2 separate regions of the Homo sapiens genome follow, and region 2 is linked to region 1. A link is an interaction called in ENCODE POLR2A ChIA-PET data of the cell type or tissue named here. Cell type or tissue: Caco-2. All regions are shown on one strand. Each heading gives the region's core, and the rest is flanking DNA. Links, peaks and the distances in the headings are about the cores only.

Region 1 (4,390 bases), core at 226-4,225:
TGTCCCTACTAAAAATACAAAAATTAGCCAGGCGTAGTAGCACAGGCCTGTAATCCCAGATACTTGGGAGACTGAGGTGGGAGGATCACTTGAACCCGGGAGGCAGAGGTTGCAGTGAGCTGAGATTGCGCCACTGCACTCCAGCCTGAGTGAGAGAGCGAGACTCCATCTCGAAAAGAAAAAAAAAAGAAAGAGATGAACTGGCCAGGAAAAATGGCCATGTTTTCAAAATCACTTTTAATTTAATTAATTTATTTATTTAGAGACAGAGTCTCACTCTGTCCCCCAACACTGGAGTGCAGTGGTGCAATCTCGGCTCACTGCAACCTCCGCCTCCTGGGTTCAAGTGATTCTCCTGCCTCAGCCTCCTGAGTGGCTGAGATTACAGGCATGTGCCACCATGCCTGGCTAATTTTTATTTTTTGTATTTTTATTAGAGACGGGGTTTCACCATTTTGGCCAGGCTGGTCTCGAATTCCTGACCTCAGGCAATCTGCCTGCCTCAGCCTCCCAAAGTGCTGGGATTACAGGTGTAAGCCACTGTGCCCAGCTGAAAATCATTTTTTTTTTTTTTTTTTGAGACGGAGTATCGCTCTGTCACCCAGGTTGGAGTGCAGTAGTGTGATCTTGGCTCACTGCAACCTCCACTTCCCAGGTTCCAGCGATTCTCCTGCCTCAGTCTCCCAGGTAGCTGGGACTACAGGTGCATGCCACCACGCCCAGCTAACTTTTGTATTTTTTAGTAGAGACAGGGTTTCACCATACTGGTCAGGCTGGTCTCAAACTCCTGACCTCGTGATCCACCTGTCTCAGCCTCCCAAAGTGCTGGGATTACAGGCGTGAGCCACTGTGCCTAACCCAAAATCCCATTTTTTTTTGAGACAGAGTCTCGCTCTGTCACCCAGGCTGGAGTGTAGTGGTGTGATCTCAGCTCACTGCAACCTCCACCTCCCGGGTTCTAGCGATTCTGCTGCCTCAGCCTCCAGAGTAGCTGGGACTACAGGCGTGCACCAGCACGCCCAGCTACGGGGTTTCACCATATTGGCCAGGCCGGTCTCGAACTCCTGACCTTGTGATCCACCGTCTTGGCCTCCCAAAGTGCTGGGATTACAGGTGTAAGCCACTGCACCCAGCCTTCAAAATCACTTTTTAAAGTGCTAAAAAAATTTAAAAAGGAGAAACTGATTAAACAGGAAATTAAACTTTCTTATTTATTTCACTCAGGAACTACACTGTTCTAAAAGCATTCCTTGAGCTATAATTAGGACATAATTGTAACATTTTTGACCTCATTATATGCATAGGCTCAGTAGGCTGACCTTAAAAGAAAATACTAAAATGTTAAGTATAAAGTATGTTTGAAAAAAAAAGATTCAAACTACATCCAAGCTTAATAGAAATCAGGAAGTGTCACTGTTGCTCCACCCAAGAAAATATCTTTGTTTCCTTTGACTTTACACAACCTGACAGTATGACAGTCCCCAGGACACGGCATGATTTAGAAGCATTCTGTGTAGGGAACACGATGAAAAATTCCAAAAGGCTACACATGGACACAAGTTAATATGCTTAAAAATGGTTAAGATGGTAAATTTTATGTTATATGTATTTTACCACAATTTGTTTATATGTATTTTACCACAATTTAAAATGCTTTAAAAAAGGAGTAATTTAACCATATGGGTGGGGAGTGGACAGAATTATGTTTCATTTTTAAAACGCTTTATTTAGCCCGTAAAATAAAAATGTTAAATGTTTCCTTTAAAAGTTCCTAGAAGAGACAGTCACCCTACTTTTGCACAGAGTACAATGCTGACTTCAGAATGCCAGATGTCTTTGTCTAGAAAGAAATGTAAGTCAGCCAATTTAAAAGCACGTCTCCCACCAAGCAAACGAGGAGTTGCATTTTTCACGGTGAAACACTGACATGTCTTCCTTCTGGAAGTCAGGCATCTTTGTAAGGGTGTTCTTTTCATGCCACTGAAAGGAAGCTGCACAGTGGCACAGTGAGTCAGGGAGGCCAGGTGACACAGGCTCAAACGCTCAGTGAAGCACCTGCCAGGGGGCACTGTTAGTGCCCTTTAGACAGGACGAAAATGGAACAGACCAGCACTTGGCCAGGACTTCCCAAGTGCTCATGGTGTGGCATTCCACCTTGACTGAAATGGCATGACCCGGTTGCTTTGCCAGCTTGAGGGAGTGGCGGTGGCAAGAGATAAGCTGGAGAAACAGGCAGAAGGCAAGGCTGCCGAGAGCCATCTCAGGGAGTCGGGGTTCCACAGGTAACCAGTGAGACCAGTTTTTGTTGAACTGGGAGAGCAGTGCTGCTATAACTCCTATGTAAACAAGGAGCTTCCTTCTCTGAAAGGTCACAGCTGAAATATCATTGTGTTGTATTTACCTAAGTCAGTTGAACCCTAACAGGGCCATGCACGTGATTAATCAGCTCTCAGCATGAGTTATCCACATACCCAAATCCCAGCTTCCAATAAAGCTGCTAGCAAGGAATGGGTCACTCAGGCTAACTCCATCTTCTGCATCAGGTAAGAAGACACATTAGAATATGCTTTTTTTTTCCTTTTAAAATTTTCTTAAAATTACCATGCTGCTTGAGTAGGAGTAGAACTGAAGGCTGGGTGTATCACCTACTAGAGATTTTAAAAGCATGCTCAGAAAAAAAAGAAGCAGGCCAGGCGCAGTGGCTTACACCTGTAATCCCAGCACTTTGGGAGGCCGAGGCAGGTGAATTGCTTCAGCCCAGGAGTTCAAGACCAGCAACATGGCAAAACCCTGTCTCTATAAAAAATACAAAAATTAGCTGGGCATGTGATGTGCACCTGTAGTCCCAGCTACTTGGGAGGCTGAGGCAGGAGGATCACTTGGAACTAGGAGGTCAAGGCTGTGGGCGAGCTACGATCGCACCTCTGCACTCCAGCCTGGGCAACAAAGTGAGACCCTGTCTCAAAAATAAAATAAAAAATAAAATAAATAGGCTGGGCACAGTGGCTTATGCCTATAATCCCAGCACTTTGGGAGGCAAAGGAAGGCGGATCACCTGAGGTTGGGAGTTCAAGACCAGCCTAGCCAACATAGTGAAACCCCATCTCTACTAAAAAAAAACAAAAATTAGCCAGATGTGGTAGTGGTCTCCTGTAATCCTAGCTACTCAGGAGGCTCAGGCAGGAGAATCACTTGAACCTGGGAGGCGGAGGTTGCAGTGAGCTGAGATGGTGCCACTGCACTCCAGCCTGGGCAACAGAGCAAAACTCTTGTCGAAAGCCAGGCCTTGGCTTCAGCAATGTCATTCTCCCCACAGACGATGAATGGGCGCTGGCCACAGTCAAGCACCCTCCCCCGGGAAGGGAGGGGAGAGGAGGGGAAGGGAGGGGAGGGGAGGGGCAGGACAGCCAGCTAACCCAGGCCAGGCCTTGGGGGAAGAGCACAGTGGGTGCTTGACTGTGGCTGGCACCCACTCACCGTCTGCTGGGGGAATGACATTGCTGAAGCCAAGGCCTGAGCCCTGGCACCTTGGCAGGTTCAGAAGCTCATTTTTATCAGTTTACCCAGAGGTGGCTCTGCTGTGGAGGGAATGTTTTGCTGGCCGCCGGTCGAGCTCCTAAGACGGGCCCCGAAAGTCAATGGGAGGGGAACTGTGACAGAGGCCAGGCTCTGAGTGGCAGGCCTGGGTCCGAGTCCGGGCTCCAGCTCTCATCTGAGCAAGCCTGTCACAAGTCACCTGATAGCTCTGAGGCTCTGCTTTCTCACCCATTATTTCTGAAACCTGGAATCCTCCAAAGTCAGCACCATTCAGCCCCTTTTACTGAAGAACGAGCTGGAGCTCAGAGGTCTGCCTGCAGCTTCCCAGGTGTGCAGAGTATTTCAGGTCCGCCAGCGCCCTGCAAAGCCCACACTCCGGGGGTGGGGGTGGAACATGTAGACATGTCAGGGGAGGCTGAGGAAGTGCTGTAGGTGACCAAAAATATACCATCACCTACTCATAAGCTGGTCGTGCAGGATAAACTCAAAAAGGAGCTGAAACATACAGGGTATTCATTCTATTTCCACTTCCCCAGTGTGTCAGGGTTAACACTGGATATGCGTACACATGTCCACACATGCAGGCACACAAATACATACATACATACTTCCCATACATATACACACACACACCCTCTACACATGCATACATGTACACACATGCACACACTCCACACATACACACTGCATACATATACACACATGCATACACACATCCCACACGTGTACACATACACAAGTCATGAGCAATAGGGCCTGTCAGCCACACAGGCTGCTCCCAATCTCTTAGTTAAGATGACTCAAGAATCCACATGCTAGATCAGAAAATTACTTCTTTTTTTTTTTGTGAGAC
Region 2 (4,390 bases), core at 135-4,134, 140 kb before region 1:
TTTTTATCCCTGTGTTAAACAACATTGAGACCAAACAAAAGTGACTTAGCTGCTTGCTCCAGGATACATCTGGAAGATACAATCTAGAATATACGATTCTTGGAAGATAACACTGGGAACCAACTAAACAGCTTACTCACCAAGACTTGGTTCAAAACCCTTGCCCTCTTTATGTCTACAATGTCATAACTGTCCAATCCCAAATAGGGACATACCTTGCCAAGACCTACCTTAAAATGATCCAGCCAAGGCCCTAAAATCCTATAAACACCATTTCCTAATTTCTCTATTCTGAGACACAACTAAGACTTTGTCAAGGAGGCACTTTCTCCTACGTGTATCAGGCCTAATAAACTTAACTGTGCTTGATCACTAAGTTTTTCTGGCACTGTGACTTCATTATTTACTCCAAGTTCATTATAGCTGAACTTGTAGCAGTGTAGTAGTATACATCTACAAACTCTTCAAAGAATTCAAATAAGAGTTACAATTGTTGGCCGGGCGCAGTGGCTCATGCCTGTAATCCCACCACTTTGGGAGGCCGAGGCGGGCAGATCACGAGGTCAGGAGATCGAGACCATCCTGGCTAACATGGTGAAACCCGTCTCTACTAAAAATACAAAAAAAGTACCTGGGCGTGGTGATGGGCGCCTGTAGTCCCAGCTACTCGGGAGGCTGAGGCAGGAGAATGGCATGAACCTAGGAGATGGAGCTTGCAGTGAGCCAAGATCGTGCCACTGCACTCCAGCCTGGGCAACAGAGCGAGACTCCATCTCAAAAAAAAAAAAAAAGAAAGAGTTCCAATTGTTAAACTAAACTAAACTTGGCCTGAGGATGCCTCCATACTCGAGTCAGTACATAAGGAACTACAACCTAATAGTATGAAAACTAACTGTACAAATTCTTCTAACTTAGGGCAATTTGTACTCCAGTAACAAACAGCTGAGTCTCAGTCAACTACAGAATCCCATCTTCGGTCAATCACAGGTCACCAGCTGATTTAAATAAGGCAAAATGCCAAGCTGCAACCAATTAAACTATTTCTGTATCTCACTTTTGTTTTGTCCATAAATATTGCCTGATCACGTTGCAGGCCAGAGTGCTTAGAACCTGTTCCGGTTCTGAAGCCTGTCCTATTTTTTTTCTGAGACAGAATCACACTCTGTCACCTAGGCTGTAACGCAGTGGCACAATTTCGGCTGACTGCAACCTCCGCCTCCTGGGTTCAAGCGGTTCTCCTGCCTCAGACTCCCGAGTTGCTGGGATTACAGGTGCGCACCACCACACATGGCTAATTTTTTGTATTTTTAGTAGATAAGGGGTTTCGCCATGTTGACCAGGCTGGTCTCAAACTCCTGGCCTCAAGTGATTCACCCTCTTCAGCCTCCCAAAGTGCTGGGATTACAGGTGTAAGCCACCACACCCAGCCTCTTATTTTTTTCAGAGATAGTCTCTCTCTGCTGCCCAGGCTGCAGTGCAGTAGTGCAATCATAGCTCACTGCAGCCTTGAACTCCTGAGTTCAAGTGATTCTCCTCCCTCAGCCTCCCGAGTAGCTGGGACCACAGGCATGGACCACTATGCCTGGCTAATTTTATACTTTTTTGTAGAGACAGGAGTCTCACTGTGTTGCCCAGGCTGGTCTCCAACTCCCAGCCTCAAGTGATCCTCCCACATTGGCCTCCCAAAGTGCTGGGATTGCAGGAGTGGGCCACTATGCCCAATGTGCCCAATTCTTGAATCATTCTTTGCTCAATAAAACTTTAACTTGTCTAAGGTTTTTCGTTTGAACGCAATGCAACAAATTTGCATTGCATCTTAATTCCCAAGGCTTTTATGCCTGATTTTACTCACAATTCATTATGGAAGAATATGCCAGTCAACCTCATGCTATTGGGAACTCTCTTAAGTTCCTGAGTAGTGGTACGTACCAAATGTATAAAAACACACAAGTAGTTTTTTTGTTTGTTTTTTGTTTTTTTGAGATGGAGTCTCGCTCTGCTGCCCAGGCTGGAGTGCAGTGGCGCCATCTCAGCTCACTGCAAGCTCCGCCCGCCGGGTTTACTTACACCATTCTCCTGCCTCAGCCTCCCGAGTAGCTGGGACTACAGGTGCCCACCACCATGCCCAGCTAATTTTTTGTATTTTTAGTAGAGACGGGGTTTCACCGTGTTAGGCAGGATGGTCTCAATCTCCTGACCTCGTGATCTGCCTACCTCAGCCTCCCAAAGTGCTGGGATTACAGGCATGAGCCACCGTGCCTGGCCAAAAACACACAAGTAGTTTTAAAAGGCAGAGCCTTAAAAATTTCAGTATGCAGAGAATTTTCATGCAATTTTTTTGTTCATTCTGAACAGATTCTCTCCTAATAAGGGGAAAAAAGGTGGAAAGCACTTTGCAGTGTGAAGAGCCCTAAAAATATGATTAGACTGTAGATCAAGCCAACCACATCTGTAGTGCTCACGTGCTGCCACAAGGTGTCAGAAAGGTCTACTTCTCCTCTGTCCACACTTGCTTCTGGACAATTCCAAAACCTTCATTTACCATTAAGTTGAAGCACACAAGTGAGAAACAGTATCCTGAAGAAGACTGTTCAAACTGGTATATATGCAATTTAGACTTGCTCTGGCAGACATCACATAATACAGCATACATCCGTGAAATATGGAGTATAGGTAACTCAAGACTTTCTAAAGCACACATCACAAACAGTTCTTAATGAAACTAAATTTCTAGCTCTTCATCTTGCACAAGAAGTCTTTTTTCAAAAGTGAGCCATCAGGAAAACTTTCCTGTCCCACCTTCTCCCCTGTACAAATATCATTCTACCACTGATAAAAGAATGATACACTCCTCCCCCACTCTACATCTTAACCATGGGACATGGCCTTGGGGTGTAAAACCTCTGGCTACTGTCGACTAAAAAGAGTCAAAGTTTGTAAAATATTTGAAGATGTTTATTCTGAGCCAAATATGAGTGACCATGGCCCATGACACAGCCCTCAGGTGGTCCTGAGAACATGTGCCTGAGGTGGTCGGGGAGCAGCCTGGTTTTATATATTTTAGGGTGGTATGAGGTATCAATGAAATACATTTAAGATGTACATTGGTTTGTTTCAGAAAGGCGAGACAAGTCAAAGCGGGGACTTCCAGGCTATAGGTAAATTTATACATTTTCTGGTTAAGATTGGTTGAGTTTGTCTAAGGACCTGGGATCAACAGAGAGGAAATGTTTGGGTTAAGACAAGGATTGTGGAGACCAAAGTTTTACTACGCAGAGGAAGCTCTTAGCTAGCAGGCATAAGACAGAAGAGGCTGTAAAATGTTTTCTTATGAGACTGAAAAGGGTGCCTGACTCTTAATTGATTATCTCCTGGATCTGGAAAGAAAAAAAAAAGGGAATGGCCAGGTGCGGTGGCTCAGGACGGGTCTGGTGGCTCACACCTGTAATCCCAGCGCTTTGGGAGGCCAAGGCTGGTGGATCACCCAAGGTCAGCAGTTTGAGACCAGCCTGACCAACATGATAAAACCCCATCTTTACTAAAAATGCAAAATTAGCTGGGCCTGGTGGCTCATGCCTGTAATCTCACCTACTTGGGAGGTTGAGGCAGGAGAGTTGCTTGAACTCAGGAGGCGGAGGTTACAGTGAGCTGAGATCAGGTCATTGCACTCCAATCTGGGCAACAAGAGCGAAACTCCGTCTCAAAAACAAAAACAAAAAAAAACAAAAAAAGAAAAGAAAAAAGGGAAAAGAGGATTCTCTACACAATGTACATTTTTTTCCACAAGAGACAAACTTTGCAAGGCAATTTCAAGATATGACAAGGAAATCTATTTAGAATTATTTTTATTTCTTTCCTTGTTATGTGATGTTACGCCAGAGCAGTATAATGAAGCAGGTCTGACCCCAACTTCCTGTCATGGCCTGAACTAGTCTTTCAGATTAAATGTTAAGAGTGCCCTGGCTGAGAAGGAAGTCCATTAAAATGGTTGGAAGAGCCTTAGAATTTTATTTTTGGTTTATACTACCAAACAAGGAGAAATTAGTCAACTACTATAAACCCTTAGTCTCCTGTACTTCTGACAGACCAACCATAAATTGGGCATTCACATGATTCCCCTCATGTTTGATAATGTGCTATAATGCTCACAAAACCCAAAAAAAACACTGATTCATTGTAAAGCAAGCCTGTCCAACCCTCAGCCCCCATGGGATGCATGTGGCCCAGGACAGCTTTGAATGCAGCCCAACACAAATTTGTAAACTTTCTTTTTTTTTTTTTGTTTTTGAGATGGAGTCTCGCTCTGTTGCCCAGGCTGGAGTGCAATGACATAATCTCGGCTCACTGCAACCTCTGCCTCCCGGGTTCAAGCGATTCTCCTGCCACAGCT

What was found. ChIA-PET counts read pairs that join two places held together with the same protein. Peaks named below come from ENCODE experiments on the same cell type or tissue, not always from the same donor. Only the 100,000 strongest peaks of a DNase experiment are listed, where the experiment ranks them.
Region 2: POLR2A ChIA-PET joins it to region 1 with 5 read pairs; 13 of 35 experiments call an interaction of 5 or more read pairs at or near these places.

Annotation. Positions count from the first base shown.
Region 1 is chr21:36,186,198-36,190,587 of GRCh38, reverse strand. The region is part of intron 2 of DOP1B (DOP1 leucine zipper like protein B); the gene reads right to left. Among named protein-coding and RNA genes, the nearest start is that of DOP1B, 32 kb to the right of the region's middle. In Caco-2, for the core only: no CTCF peak of the experiment used is centred there; a DNase peak (open chromatin) is centred at 2,387; H3K4me3 peaks cover 250 bases.
Region 2 is chr21:36,329,192-36,333,581 of GRCh38, reverse strand. All of the region lies in intron 1 of MORC3 (MORC family CW-type zinc finger 3), which reads right to left. Among named protein-coding and RNA genes, the nearest start is that of MORC3, 11 kb to the right of the region's middle. In Caco-2, for the core only: a CTCF peak has its summit at 2,481 (motif pointing right); a DNase peak (open chromatin) is centred at 2,461.